2 separate regions of the Homo sapiens genome follow, and region 2 is linked to region 1. Evidence: read pairs that join two places in POLR2A ChIA-PET (ENCODE). Cell type or tissue: HepG2. All regions are shown on one strand.

Region 1 (8,000 bases):
TCAGCTACTCAAGAGGCTGAGGTGAGAAGCTTGCTTCAGCCTGGGAGTACCAGACCGGCCTGCGCAACATAGCAAGACTCCATCTCTTTAACAGTTATTGAAGATTTACTAAGTATCAGTGTTTTAAGTTTATTACATATATATAATTTAATCCTTATAAGTCCTATAAAGTAGTTCTAAAATTATTTCCATTTTTTATAGAAGTAAACAGCAATAGAAAGATTAAACGCATAGGCCTCAGTCACGCTGCTATTATGTGGCAAAGCCAGGATTCAATTTAGAATCTGATTCCAGAGCCTGTATCCTTAACCACTATAATCATTTTTAAATTACTTTTAAAAACCAGCTGTTTTCAGGTGTATATGTTGTAAATACCAAATTGCTACTTTAAGGAGGCCACAAAATGAACAATTTCCAATATCTTGAGATGTTTTCCAAATATGTACAATGTAGAAAAATAGGTTACACAGCAAATAAAACCCACCAATAAGACTCTTTATTTGCTGCATTCCTTTAATGTTATGAGTCCATTTCTTCAGGTTTATATGTTGGGCTATATAACCGCCCCATTAGAAATTATCGTAAGATCTCTGACATTCATCTTTGTGCATTTAGAAAAATTTTTACCAGGCAGGCCACAGATACTTACTGAACCAACATCACGTTAAAAAAGAGGGACTAACATGCAAGAGTCTCCAAACTTTGGTGGTGTACTTATATTTATATATTTATATATTATTTATATATCTCAGATATAGCTAAGATATATATGAGATACATAAGATATAGCTTGCATATATATCATATATAGATATATATAAAAGATATGTTATATATTTGATATATCTTTGATATAGATCTTTTATATATCTATGTATCTTATTTATCTCATATAAAGTTGATATAGATGATACATAAGATAGAGCTTGTATATGTATCTTATATATAGAAATATATCAAAGATATATAGCTTTATATATAATATATATCAGATATAATAAAAGGTATATATTATATATACTATATAATAAAGATACATATCAAAGATATACCATATATCTTTGCTTATAAGCATACTATCAGTAATATATACACACACACACACACACACACACACACACATATATATATATATATATCTCCCCCTCTCCCCCAAGACATGGTCTCACTTTGTCCCCCAGGCTGGAGTGCAGTGGCAAGGTCATAGCTCATTGCAGCCTTGAACTCCTGGGCTCAAGCAATCCTCCCACCTTAGCCTCCCAAATAGCTGGGACTACAGGTGCGTGCCATCACATCCAGCTAATTTTTAAATTTTTTGTAGAAACAGAGTCTCACTATGTTGCCCAGGCTGGTCTCAAACTCTTGGCCTCAAGTGATCCTGCCACCTCAGCCTCCCAAAGTGCCAGGATTACAGATGTATGCCACCACGCCCAGCGTAGGCAAAGAAACTGATCGTTGAGTATACCCACTGTAGGTATATCTGTTCATAAATCATATGCACTTATGCTGTATACATATATAGTGTGTGTGTGTGTGTGTGTGTGTGTGTGTGTGTGTGTGTGTGTGTATATTTTTTTTTTTTTTTTTTTTTTGAGACAGAGTCTCTGTTGCCCAGGCTGGAAGGCAGTGGTGTGATCTTGGCTCACTGCAACCTCTGCCTCCCGATTCAAGTGATTCTGCCGCCTCAGCCACCTGAGTAGCTGGGATTACAGGCATGCACCACTACGCCTGGCTAATTTTTGTATTTTTAGTACATGCAGGGTTTCGCCATGTTGGACAGGCTGATCTCGAACTCCTGACCTCAAGTGATTTGCCCGCCTCGGCCTCCCAAAGTGCTGGGATTACAGATGTGAGCCAGCACCTGGCTCTGTCATTTTAAACATGTGCAAAAACAAACATAAGAAAGCTTGTACTTCTGGCAAGGGCAGACTGGCTCATTTCAGACAAACCCCTCCTGCTGATCACTAGAAAAGCTGGCAGAAAGCTTCAGTTTGGAAGCCGGAAAAGCTGAGCAGAGTGTTGAGCAGGCTCACAGAGCTGGACGAAAAACCAGAGTTCGAGGTCTTCCAAGAAGAGGGGACCACAGGCCTTGCGGTGGGACCTAAAAGTGATACTCCCCAGAAGAAAAGGCAAGCCTGAAATAGATCAGTGCTCACAGGGACTAAGGCCCAGCAGAATCAATCATCTAATCTCTGGTTGAATTAAGGTGGTCTGTTCTAACCTGTTGCCTGCCAGAAACTAAAGTCAATCCTCTCTGCAAGATAAATCCAGCAAAGGCTGAAACTATTTCCACAACTTTTCATATGTAATATTCAGTATATAATCCAAAACAACCAGGCATACAAGAGATCACGTCTTGATTTAAAAAAGAAAACTGGGGGAAAAAAACAGCAGAAACAGACTCATAGGAGATCCATATACCGGAGGCAGGGAGGGAGTGGTATGTTGGGAGCAAGGAGTTGGGGAGCATATAGAAGGTTTAAAATAGCCAGTGTGGGAAACTGAACAGTAACTGTCCTGGCAGCTGTGGAGGACTGCAGGGCTGCCGGGACGGTCTACTGAGATGAGTTCCACTACACACTCCGTCTCCATTCGACTTGGTTTCATACACTGTCTTCAAATCAATCTCATCATGCAGATCATCCACAATCTGGCTAAAAGAATCCTGTACCTTAATCTTCTACTTGAGTACAAAGTATCAATAAGACTGATACCTACGCTGGAATTTTTTTCATCATAATGGAAAGACCAGGTTTCTTCAGTCTATCTCGACACCAATTTTCATTTGTGCTCCCTCTTTATTCTTGACTGCACCGCCATTCTTCCCACTTTATGTGGACATCTGAATGCATTTTTTGAAACTCTTGCCCCTGGTTTACTTCACTTAAAGAAAATTAATTCTTAAAATGTTGACTTATATAAGTGAATTTGAAATTTCATATTTCTTAGCGATTTCGGATTCTTCTAACATAGATACATCACTGAATTCTTATACCTATACAAGAAAGCCAACATATGTGGCTGGGCATGGTGGCTCAGCACTCTGCGAGGATCGCTTGAGACCAGGGATTTAAGACCAGCCTGGGTCTTGAAGCGAGACCCCATCTCTACAGACACTCTAAAATATTAGGTGAGCTTGGTGGCGTGTGCCTGTGGTTCTAGCTACTCAGGAAGCTGCGGCAGGAGGACTGCTTAAAGCCCAGCAGTTCAAGGCAGCAGTGAGCTATGACCATCCCTTCACTCCAGCCTGGGAAACACAGCAAGACCTTGCCTCTTAAAAAGAAAAAAAAAGTACAGTTACAGGCAAATTCACATATATTTTCTTCTGCCATCCTCATTGTCTACTTTTTCTTATCTTGAAAAATTATGATATAATGTTGCCCTTTGAATGGGAACACGATGCTCCTGCCCCACATTCAGAGGAACACTGGTTTTAAACTGCTTATGCAATACAAGTGCTAATTCTTTGTCTTACCCAGTGCTCTTTGTAACCAAAAGCCACTTGGCCAGCATTCAAGGTTACTATGAGGACATGAAACAAAGCAAATAAGTCTCCACATGAGACTGAACTCTGACCTCAGAGCTTTAACTAAACTTCACCAGCCTTCAGGGTAATCAATTTTGAGTGTCTACAACAAACAAGATCCACATACTAAATACAATGAGGCAAGAGAGAGACAGATGAGACACAACATGCCCTGAGGACTATATATTCTAAAAGTAGCTAATAAAAATACAAGAGCTGATACTCTAGCAGGTAATGAATTATACGCTATGTCTATAAACCCTGCCCTAACATTCCTCTTCTCTCAAAAAAACTTTGCTACAAAGAAGAATGTGATCAATGACAGGCAATTTCTTTGAGAGTCAGAGGAATGAAGGTTACTTTTACTGTGGAAAGGTGTAATGCGTGAATATTTGAGAATATCCAATTCCATTACAGAAAATCAAAGATACAAATAAAAGAGATGAAAATAAGTGCAGAGCAAACAGCGTGAGAAGTTAGACACAGAGAAAGTAAACAGGGCATCTGTATGGTAAACACAGGAAGGAATGAAAGCACTCATAACCACCAAATATTCACAAGACCAGAGGAGACACAAAATACTCATGAAGGTACTGATATTCATGAGGTATTAAATCAGCCAATCCAATTGGTAGTATCCATTTCTATACCTACAGGCCCCCCTGCCCAAGAAACACAGATGAAATCCACAGCTGCTCATCACGCTAACGGGCGGACAACAGGGTCAGGGAGGTCCCTGCGTTTCTCAGACAGGGCGAATGAGTGCTGGCCCCAGGCACCTTCAATCTGCTGAGCTGCCTTGTTCATCTTCAGCCACGGTCTGGAGGAAATGTTGATATAGCAGATAACACTGGACAAGAGGACATTGTAACCCAGCTCTGAGATGGTGTGTTCCCTCCATTCTACTCGTACCTGAGGTGCATGGAGAGGTAATCTCAAGAGAAGAAATAAACAGGACCAAATAAAAAGGTGAGGAAGTACAGAATGAACAGCGAATAGTTAGACTTTGGAATAAGAGTGCTGAAGTAAAGTAGTGACGAGCCTGATAAACGGAGGCGGGGCCAGAGCCCAGTACAGGAATTGAGACCAGCGCTTTTCAGACTATCTGTTGTGAAAGACCATCTTTTCTTCCCCTAGTGGGCCATGAACCAATTACTAGGGGGTAAAGGGGAGAAGGATACAAAACGTAAGCCCGGCCAGGCTCAGTGGCTCGTGCCTGTAATTCCAGCTACTAGGGAGGCTGAGGCAGGAAAATCACTTGAACCTGGGAGGCGGAGGTTGCAGGGAGCCGGGATCACACCACTGCACTCCAGGCTGGGAGACAGGGACTCCACCTCAAAAAAAAAAAAAAGCATGGAGGTGGAGTTCACAGTTTGCAGGACTGAGTAGATGTGGAAGGTAAAAGACAGTTATGAACCCACCTCCAGGTACAGGTCACTCTATGCTGATAACTGTCAGTAACAGATGGTGAGAGATAGAATACAGTGGGAGAAGGCAGAGGAAAGAAAAACAGCAACAGCAAAGTCGTGTTTAACTTCGTTTTTTGATTTGTGTGAAGGGCCAGTAAATCTGATAACTCTTAGCATATGGATCTGAAAAATTTCATCTTGCTAAATATAAGGAGTACATACATATAAGGTTATTAACAACTGCGTACTTGACTTATATGAAAGTTTACAACCATCTTTTAAGCTGTAATGAAAAGACACTTCTATTTAAAAAAACCCCAGTTAAAGGATATTATATTATACTGGATACCATTAAATTAATTAGATATAATACATATTGCAAAAATACTTTTGCCTATGATATTAGCAGACATCTCATAAAATTTTGCCTATAAAACATTTTTCATTTCTCCCTACAGAATCCAGCTCAGACATATGAATAAAAAATAATATAAACCAAGTACTAACGGGCTGCTGGTAAAGGGCATCTCCTAAGCTACTAACGTTTCTTCAAAGCCACAAAGAACACTTTATCAGCTATTTACTTATATTGCTTTTGTAAAAGTTTATAAGAAATGGAAAATGTAAAATGCAATGTCCTCTAGAACACATTAGGAGTTTGCAGCTGTAATGGAATGTTTTTAAGCAACCATGTGCTTTACAAGGACCCAGACTACGTTTCTAAAAGATTGGGATGGGCCGGGTGTGATGGCTCACGCCTGGAATCCCAGCACTTTGGGAGGCCAAGGTGGGCGGATCACCCGAGCTCAGGAGTTCGGGACCAGCCTGACCAACATGGAGAAACCCTGTCTCTACTAAAAATACAAAATCAGCCAGGCGTGGAGGCGCATGCCTGTAATTCCAGCTACTCGGGAGGCTGAGGCAGGAGAATTGCTTGAACCCGGGAGACAGGTTGCAGTGAGCCAAGATTGCGCCATTGCACTCCAGCCTGGGCAACAAAAGCAAAACTCCGTCTCAAAAAAAAAGATTGGTATGGGTAGAAAAAATACAGCATGGAGACACTGATGAAGTTTCATCCAATGTGGCTGTTACCATATCCATGTATGGGAATGGTTAAAGAAGAAAAGCATACAATTGCAATGAAAATACAGGACAGAAATAGCAACTAAAGACAGAAGATTATTACTCAAGGAAGTATCAGGATGTGAGTGGATATTTCGATGAATTACATTTTTTTTACATGCTATAAAGAAACCTTCAGGCTGGGCGTGGTGGCGCATGCCTGTAATCCCAGCACTTTGGGAAGCCAAGGTGGGGGGATCACTTGAGGTCAGGAGCTCAAGACCAGCCTGGCCAACATGGTGAAATCCCGTCTACTGAAAATACAAAAATTAGCCGGGTGTGGTGGCGCGCGCCTGTAATCCCAGTTACTCAGGAAGCTGAGGCGGGGCAATCGCTTGAACCCTGGGGGCAGAGGTTGCAGTGAGCTAAGATCATGATACTGCACTCTAGCCTGGGCAACAGAGTGAGACTGTCTCAAAAAAAAAGAAAAAAAAAGAAACCTTCAGAAAGACACCAATGTTCTCAAAATTAAATCCCCGTAAAATATGCTGAATCTTTAAAAGATAATTCAATTAGCATCAGCAATACAGAAGGGAGTAAAGAGATACCTCCTTTTTGCATGAAGCCAACCAAATATTTGAAGGTCTGCTATGAACAAAGTACTGTGGAAGTTAATAGAATCCATTTAGAAAGAAACGTCTGAAAATTCTGCTTCCAGTCCTCCTGAATAAGTCTTCTAATCAGAGAAGTGCAATTTCATAACTGTTCTTACCTTTCTCTCTGGTCTTTAAGGTATATTAAAAAAAAAGTATATTGGTAAATGGCAAAATAATGTCCAACTGTCTGTAATGAAATGATTAGGGATTATTTTTAGAATTTACTCAAAAGAGTACAGTATTTCATGCATTCATTTAATTTCTGACCACAAATACTTTAAATGCTACCTAACCCTTAATATTTATATGTCCAGAATGAAATCTACATACAGTTCTCAAAAAAAGGTACAAGAGATTATTTATTTAAAAAAAATCTAAGGAAACCATCAATAAAAGAGAAAACTGGTAATGTTACATCTTAATTTTTTAACCTTAGAAATTTAGTACAGTTTATTACCACTTTCAAGAAGATAAGCCCCGTCATTCGTAAGTACCAGAAGTTCCCTTTCAAAACAAGAACTAAGACTAGAGATAAGACAGAGCAGTAAGAAAGGAAGCTCTAATTTTGGAGTCATTCCCTTCTCAGTGCAAATACAGTTTTCTGATACTCGCCAGCTGTGAAATCTTAGTCAAATTAGTTCAACTCTATAAGCCTTTGTTTCTTTGCTGTAAGAATAAAATGAGACAATTTATGGGAAACTGCTAAAGTCATCCATAAAGATAAATTAAGAACATCCTTGTAAATAGTCTCCAGATGTCAACCGCTAGAAATTTTGTTTTATTTACTCTGCTGAGGACTCTGTGTGATTTTTATTTTTATTTATTTGAGACAGAGTCTCACTCTGTCGCCCAGGCTGGAGTGCAGTGGGGCAATCTTGGCTCACTGCAACCTCCGCCTCCCAGGTTCTAGTGATTCTCCTGCCTCAGCCTCCCAAGTAGCTGGAATTACAGGTGCCCACCATTTTTGCATTTTTAGAAGAGATGGAGTTTTACCATGTTTCCTGGGCTGGTCTTGAACTCCTGGGCTCAAGTGATCCTCCTGTTTTGGCCTCCCAAAGTGTTGGGATTACAGGTGTGAGCCACCTAGCCCAGCTACTGGCTATTTGTGAATCATGAATTTTCTAGTGATAGCAAGATGCATAGCACTAAGAGTTCAATAATCACATTTGTTGTCATCACTGAAACAGCATTGCTCCTTGGGAGGAAGAGCTTATAATAAGGTAGTGAAAAGCACACATGCAGAACCTAATGGGCAACAAGGCAGAATGAATACATACTTAACAGAAACAGGAAAGAGAAAAAGCTGACCAGGGATCTGCAAAGTCACAGGATGATAAATGGACACTC
Region 2 (8,000 bases), 130 kb before region 1:
CCAAGCTCTAGCCAGGTGACAAAGATCCTCTCCTCGACCAAGCTCTAGCCAGGTGACAAAGATCCTCTCCTCGACCAAGCTCTAGCCAGGTGACAAAGATCCTCTCCTCAACCAAGCTCTAGGCAGGTGACAAAGATCCTCTCCTGGACCAAGCTCTAGCCAGGTGACAAAGATCTTCTTTGTCTGGAATTGGTTCCTTCTGGTGGGTTCTTGGTCTTGCTGACTTCAAGAATGAAGCCGCGGACACTTGCAGTGAGTGGTAAAGTTCTTAAAGATGGTCTGTCCAGAGTTTGTTCCTTCAGATGTTCAGATGTGTCCAGAGTTTCTTCCTTCTGGTGTGTTCGTGGTCTCACTGACTTCAGGAGTGAAGCCACAGACCTTCACAGTGAGTGTTACAGCTCTTAAAGGTGGTGCATCTGAAGTTGTTCTTTCCTCCTGGTGGGTTCGTGATCTCAGCTGGCTTCAGGAGTGAAGCTGCAGACCTTCACGGTGAGTGTTACAGCTCATAAAGGTAGTGTGGACCCAAAGATTGAGCAGCAGCAAGATTTATTGCGAAGAGCAAAAGAATGGCAGGGTGCCCGAGGGGGTTGCCCCTGCTGGCTAGGGTGGCCAGCTTTTATTTCTTTCTTTTGCTCCACCCACATCCTGCTGATTGGTCCATTTTACAGAGTGCTGATTGGTCCATTTTACAGTGCTGATTGGTCCATTTTTACAGAGTGCTGATTGGTGCGTTTACAAACATTTCGCTAGACACAGAGTGCTGATTGGTGCATTTTTACAGAGTGCTGATTGGTGTGTTTAGAAACCTTTAGCTAGACACAGAGCACTGATTGGTGCATTTACAATCCTTTAGCTAGACAGAAAAGTTCTCCAAGTCCCCACCCAATTAGCTAGACACAGAGTGCTGATTGGGGTGTTTACAAACCTTTAGCTAGACACAGAACACTGATTAGTGCATTTACAATCCTTTAGCTAGACAGAAAATTTCTCCAAGTCCCCACCCGACCCAGAAGCCCAGCCAGCTTCACCTCTCACTCTCCTTGACCAAGCTCTAGCCAGGTGACAAAGATCCTCTCCTTGACCAAACTCTAGACAGGTGACAAAGATCCTCTCCTCTACCAAACTCTAGCCAGGTGACAAAGATCCTTTCCTTGACCAAACTCTAGCCAGGTGACAAAGATCCTCTCCTCGACCAAACTCTAGACAGGTGACAAAGATCCTCTCCTCGACCAAACTCTAGCCAGGTGACAAAGATCCTCTCATTGACCAAACTCTAGCCAGGTGACAAAGATCCTCTCATTGACCAAACTCTAGTGAGGTGACAAAGATCCTTTCCTCTACCAAACTCTAGCCAGGTGACAAAGATCCTCTCATTGACCAAACTCTAGCCAGGTGACAAAGATCCTCTCCATGACCAAACTCTAGCCAGGTGACAAAGATCATCTCCATGACCAAACTCTAGTCAGGCTCCTCTGAGCCTGGTTATGCACGAGTCTCATCCTTGGCCTGTAAAGACTTGAACAAACAGTAACACAGTTTCTAACAGCTCAACTCCCCTCCCCCAGCATGATCCTACCCACACTCTTCACGTAGCTGCCTGAGAGAAAGCTCAAGGCTGCCCCAATAATTTGTTGCTTGTTCTAGCCAGCACCTGAAGACAGGGCCCCTGTCGCCCAGCCTCCTTGGGGGGCTAGGTGCCTAGCTTCCAAAAGCACCAGTTGGTTAGCAAACCCAGAGAAGTTTCACGTTGATCAAGTCCCCCAGTATAGTTTGAATGCCTGTCCCCTCCAAATCTCATGTTGAAATGTGATCCCCAGTGTTGGAGGTGGGGCCTAGTGGGAGGTGGTTGTGTGTCCGGAATTGGTTCCTTCCAGTGGGTTCTTGGTCTTGCTGACTTCAAGAATGAAGCCACGGACCCTTGCAGTGAGTGTTACAGTTCTTAAGGATGATGTGTCCAGAGTTTCTTCCTTCAGATGTTCAGATGTGTCCAGAATTTCTTCCTTCTGGTGGGTTCATGGTCTTGCTGACTTCAGGAGTGAAGTCACAGACCTTTGCAGTGAGTGTTACAGCTCTTAAAGATGGCGTGTCCAGAATTGTTTGTTCCTTCCGGTAGGCTCGTGGTCTTGCGGACTTCAGCAGTGAAGCTGCAGACCTTCACGGTGAGTGTTACAGCTCATAAAGGTGGTGCGTCCAGAGTTGTTTGTTCCTCCCAGTGGGTCTGTGGTCTCACTGACTTCAGGAGTGAAGCTGCAGACCTTCACAGTGAGTGTTACAGCTCATAAAGGTAGTGCAGACCCAAAGAGTGAGCAGCAGCAAGATTTATTGTGAAGAGCAAAAGAACAAAGCTTCCACACCATGGAAGGGGACCCGAGTGGGTTGCCTCTGCTGGGTTGGGTGGCCAGCTTTTATTCCCTTATTTGGCCTTGCCCACATCCTGCTGATTGGTCCATTTTACAGAGTGCCAATTGGTCCATTTTACAGAGTGCTGATTGGTCCATTTTTACAGAGTGCTGATTGGTGCGTTTACAAACCTTTAGCTAGACACAGAGCGCTGATTGGTGAGTTTTTACAGAGTGCTGATTGGTGTGTTTATAAACCTTTAGCTAGACACAGAGCACTGATTGGTGCGTTTACAATCCTTTAGCTAGACAGAAAAGTTCTCCAGGTCCCCGCCTGACACAGAAGCCCAGCTGGCTTCACCTCTCAGTTGGGTCATGGAAGTGGATCCTTCACGAATGGCCTGGTGACATCCCCATAGTAATAAGTGAGCTCTCACTCTATTAGTTCATGTGGGAGCTACTTGTTTAAGACAGCCAAGTATTGCCTCCTCTCTCTCTTGCCCCCACTCTCACCATGTGATGTGCCTGCTCCCTCTTTGCCTTCCACCATGATGGTAAGCTTCCCGCCATGTGACATGCCTGCCCCCTCTTCACCTTCTACCATGAGGGTAAACTTCCCGAGGTCCTCATCAACCATGAGTCAAATAAACCTCTTTTCTTGATAAATTACCTGGTCTCAGGTATTCCTTTATAGCAACACAGAATGGACTAATTTACCACCCCCCTTCTACTTTTTGTAATTTTTCATTTCCCTGACTCTCCTGAGCCCTCACTTACCCTTCCCTCTTCCCTCATCCTCCCTTTAAAATGCCTAGTCACCTCTGACTGGGTTCAGAAGTTGAGTTCAGCTCATGCTAGACTCGTTTTCACTTTGCAATAGTATATTACTGATTAAAATCTGTCCTTCCACCTTGTTTATCTTTGACATAGGAAATCAGAAAGAGACAAATAAAGGAACGCCCAGGTAGTCCAAAAGTCCATTTGAAGCTGAAAGTGAGAAGGAAGCTGAACTTGCCACACTTAGGAAGTGGTATGGCAGCTGTGGCTAAATGTGAAGGGAAGAAGTCATGGGGAGTCATCTATGAAAAATCATGGTTTTTTTTTTTTTTTGCAACTTTTGATTACCTGAATTATTTGCTGATCTCTAGTAGATAAGAGAAAGAAACAAAAAGCAAGGAAAGTAGCTAATCCAATTCAGAAATTCCATCATGTACTGCCACATTTTATTTTATTATTACCATTATTTTTTGAGACAGAGTCTCACTCTGTCACCCAAGCTGGAGTGCAGTGGCACTGTCACAGCTCACTGCAGCCTCAACATCAGGGCTCAAGTGATCCTCCACCTCTGCCTCCCGAGTAGCTGAAACCTCAGGTGCACACCATCATGCCTGGTTAAATTTCAAATTATTTGTAGAGACGAGGCCTCACTATGTTGCCCAGGCTGGTCTCGACCTCTTGGCCCCAAATGATATGCCTACCTCAGCCTCCCAAACTGCTGGGATTACAGGTGTGAGCCACCATGCTTGGCCAGCTGCCCCATTTTAGAACATGTTTTTGTCTCAGCATACTGAAAGTTGCACAATAGTACAACACAGGCCTACCTCCCAATACCTGGTCCTTCTACCAAGCTCTGCGCATCATGCTGGAATGGCACAGCGAAAAGGAGTTAGTCCAGGCTGACCTTTTAGGTATGCAGCAGAAACTAAGTGCTTTTATTGTCAATTAAGCAGCTACTTCTATTTTTTTCCTTTTTTTCCCTTCTAGGTATCATTTTTTCCTTTTTTCTACTATTAAACTAAAAATCTATTTGTCATTAAAAGTTCTTTGTGCAAATCCTCAGAAGCCTAGGGCTTTATTATTTTTAATGTTTTTATTTTTAATAAGGGAGGCATCCAATGGTGAAGTAAAAATCACTCATACCACCTTTATGAAAGCCAACTGTTAAATTTTCAGCACCGTTGGAAATCAGACATGGTTTACAGCCATGGCTGGATTTACACCAGGGGCTCTGACACACTCTACAAATCATGTTTATCCCCCCAGAGAGTGGATTGTTAAATACTTATCAGCAAACTACAGGAAGGAAGGAAGGAAGGAAGGAGAGAAGGAGGGAAGCAGGGAAGGAGGGAGGGAGGGAGGAGGAAAGAGAGAAATCAAGGACTTTGTGGAAACCAGAAGCTTGCAAAAATCTCTTTTATTTTTTATTTTTATTTTTTGGGATGGAGTCTCGCTCTGGTGCCCAGGCTGGAGTGCAGTAGTGCAATCTCAGCTCACTGCAACCTCTGCCTCCCAGGTTCAAGCAATTCTCATGTCTTGGCCTCCCAAGTAGCTGGGATTACAGGTGCACACCACGACGCACGGCTAAGTTTTGTATTTTTAGTAGAGATGGGGTTTCACCACGTTGGCCAGGCTGGTCTCGAATGCCTGACCTCAAGTGATCCGCCCGCCTCGGCCTCTCAAAGTGCTGGGATTTCAGGCTTGAGTCACCGCTCCCTCCCAAAAATCTCTAAAAAATTAAAAATTGATTTAATAGAGTAGGGAATCTATCTTCCTGATTCCCCCCATCAATGATTCATTTTGGTACAGCCAAGTTACTCAACTCTGGTTTCTTGGCTTCCTTGTGGGTAAAAAGATAATAAGGCCTGATAACAAGAGTCTGTTTTATAAAAATCTAGCAAAGCACACATATATTTAAGCAGTAATAATATTCACTTGTGAAATTAGTGTACATCATGATATAAGTGGTATAATTTGGTCAAGCAATACCATCTTCAAATAATGACCTGAAGAATCATGATCATCTTTCCCAATTTAGCTCTTTCTAAATTTTAAAAAAATGTAAGGACAGGATCCTATGAAGCAAAATTTAATTTAATCTTCCAATATGCACAAAAATTTACCAGAAATTTCTCAAAAGACTGTCTTCACCAAACAATGTGAACCTTCCTGCCAATGCCCAAGGGAGGCCAGCACCCATCCACAGAGTATTGTATTGATGTTTTTATGCTGCTGTGTTTAATTTTCAACGAGCATGATAGTTTTGAAACACACACACACAAATTAACCTTGTGTGACACTCAGTGCCTACTATGTTAGGAAGCAAATTCATTTTAGACACTGCTATTTTGGCCAGAGGTAGAGGATTCATTTTATTAAGCTATAGTGAAAGCAAGCTCTTCAATCAACCTTTGGGCCTGTGTTACAAAGACCAAATTTTGAAACACTTGCCTATGAGGAAACTCGAAACCACATCACACTATCAGTTTCCTGGTAGGATGGGCAGTCAGACACAATATTCATTGTGCATTTCCAATGGACTCACAGTAATCCCAGCTACTTGGGAGGCTGAGGCAGGAGAATCGCTTGAACCCGGGAGGTGGAGGTTGCAGTGAGCCAAGATCACACCGCTGCACTCCAGCCTGGGTGACAGAGCGAGATTGCATCTCCAAAAAAAAAAAAAAAAGAAAGAAAGAAAAGAAAATCTCCTTTAAAAAATGTTATTTAATTTTAAAACATCTTATTCATACATTCATTCATTTCTCCACTCATTTCTTAAATAAACATCTCAAGCCTGAAGTAGGCCCTGGTATTGCAAAGATGAACAAGATAGTTCCTGATCACGTGGATTTTTAGCATGGCGGAGGAAACAGTAATAGTAAAACTTCTAATTATCAAAAGACTTATGCCCACAATCCCACCAAAGATTTACAATTATTTTTGGGTCTTTCTGATCTTTATTCACACGTGCTCATCGTTTATACATGTTTAAAAGTATAATGTGAATACAATTTGGTGTTCTACCTTTTATTCTTAGCTTTTTCAATCTTTTTTTGGGTGGAGGGAGAAAGGCTGGAGAAGTGGAAGGTTAAAGCCCTGGAATGAAATCCTCCCTGACCTTCCCCATTCCTGTACATTCTGCACTGCAGCCAGGGGCAGGAGGACTGGTATCTACCAAATCCCTGAGGGCAATCTGCACCTTTGCAAGCCTCTGCTAGGTGACTTTTTTTTTTCTATTTCTATTTCTTTCCCTTTTTTTTCCTGTGTGTGTGTGTGTGTGTGTGTGTGTGTGTGTGTGTGTGTCTCCTTCAATTTTTTTCATCTCTGTGTTAAAGTTTTCCTGATAGATATCTTTCACCTCCTTGGTTAAATTTATTTCTAGGTATTTTTATTTTTGTAGCTATTGTAAATGGTGGTGCAAACTCAGCTCACTTTAACCTCCACGTCCCCAAGCTCAAGTGATCCTCCCACCTCAGCCTCCCAAGTACCTGGGACCAGGCTGAGTAGGCTGAGGAGGAACAGGTGGGGTTGGTCTTGCTGTCTCAAGGGCAGCAGAGATGGAGATGGAAGAAAGTTTACGTATAAGTAGATCTGTGAAGTTCAAACCTGCGTTGTTTAAGGATCAACTGCAAAGATCATATTGTCTGCAAATAGGCCATTTGATTCCTCATTTCCAATTTGGATACCCTTTATTTCTTTCTCTTGCCAATTGCTCTGGCTGGGTCCTTAACGTTTTTAAATTGTATATGTTTAAGGTATAGAATATAATGTTTTGGTGCACTTAATAAATATCCTTAACATTATTTGATGGCCATTTTTTTCTGATTTCACATTATATTCAAATTAACGAAAAAAATCCACATAGTACTGGTAGACATAATTTAAGTACTTCCCTACAGATGTACATTTAGACCTTTTCCAATTTGTCACTTTTTTTTTTTTTTAAGACGGACTCTTGCTTTGTCTCCAGGCTGGAGTGCAGTGGTGTGATCTCGGCTCACTGCAACCTCCTGTAATCTCTGCCTCCCAGGTTCAAGCGATTCTCCTGCCTCAGCCTCCCAAGTAGCTGGGATTACAGGTGCATGCCACCATGCCTGGCTAATTTTTTGAATTTTAGTAGAGACGGGGTTTCACCATGTTGGCCAGGATGGTCTCAATCTCCTGACCTTGTGATCCGCCCGCCTCGGCCTCCCAAAGTGCTGGGATTAGAGGCGTGAGCCACCGCGCCTGGCTCACTATACATATTCTTATATAACTTTTCCTTCTTAATAATCGTATTAGAGTAAATTTCCACATCTAAGATTACCGTGCCAAAAGCTCTTGCTCTCTATCCTGTATTTCACATCTATGGTACGTTTATTGAAGTATGGCTTGGGCCTGTCTGTATATATCAGTACGTGAACCTGAACTACTTCTATGGCCATTGCAAACATAAAGGTCTGGGGAAGCAAAATCTTGGTGAACAAATAGAGTTTCCAAACTTTTTTACTAGATCATGTTTTGATAATGGGGGAGGGAAAGTAGTGTCTTTCTTTACTTATGAATCATAGCAATAAGTAATTGGTTATTTAGCCTTCCAGAAAATAGATTCTGACTTATGTTTATGGGCAGAAAAGATTTCCCACAAGATATTTGGGCGTTGTCTGAATGTCTGAAATTGCTCAACTCACTTGCTACATTCTTTCAGTACTGCCTCACTATAGAAAGAACCAGAGAGATGGAAAATAAGTTTACCACTAAGACGGTTTTACATCACATTCTTTCAGTACGGCCTCACTATAGAAAAAAACAGAGAAAGGGAAAATAAGTTTACCATTAAGATGGTTTTACACCACATTCTTTTTCTCTTTGAGATTTATTTTTTAAAAAATCTTCGAGTCAGGT

The links. ChIA-PET counts read pairs that join two places held together with the same protein. Peaks named below come from ENCODE experiments on the same cell type or tissue, not always from the same donor. Only the 100,000 strongest peaks of a DNase experiment are listed, where the experiment ranks them.
Region 2: POLR2A ChIA-PET joins it to region 1 with 6 read pairs; 1 of 35 experiments calls an interaction of 5 or more read pairs at or near these places.

The regions. Positions count from the first base shown.
Region 1 is chr1:246,579,234-246,587,233 of GRCh38, reverse strand. All of the region lies in intron 1 of CNST (consortin, connexin sorting protein), which reads right to left. Among named protein-coding and RNA genes, the nearest start is that of CNST, 17 kb to the right of the region's middle. In HepG2, a CTCF peak has its summit at 4,657; DNase peaks (open chromatin) are centred at 3,543, 4,353 and 4,613; H3K4me3 peaks cover 1,627 bases.
Region 2 is chr1:246,705,294-246,713,293 of GRCh38, reverse strand. No RefSeq gene overlaps it. Among named protein-coding and RNA genes, the nearest start is that of SCCPDH, 15 kb to the left of the region's middle. In HepG2, no CTCF peak of the experiment used is centred here; DNase peaks (open chromatin) are centred at 1,493, 3,283 and 5,573.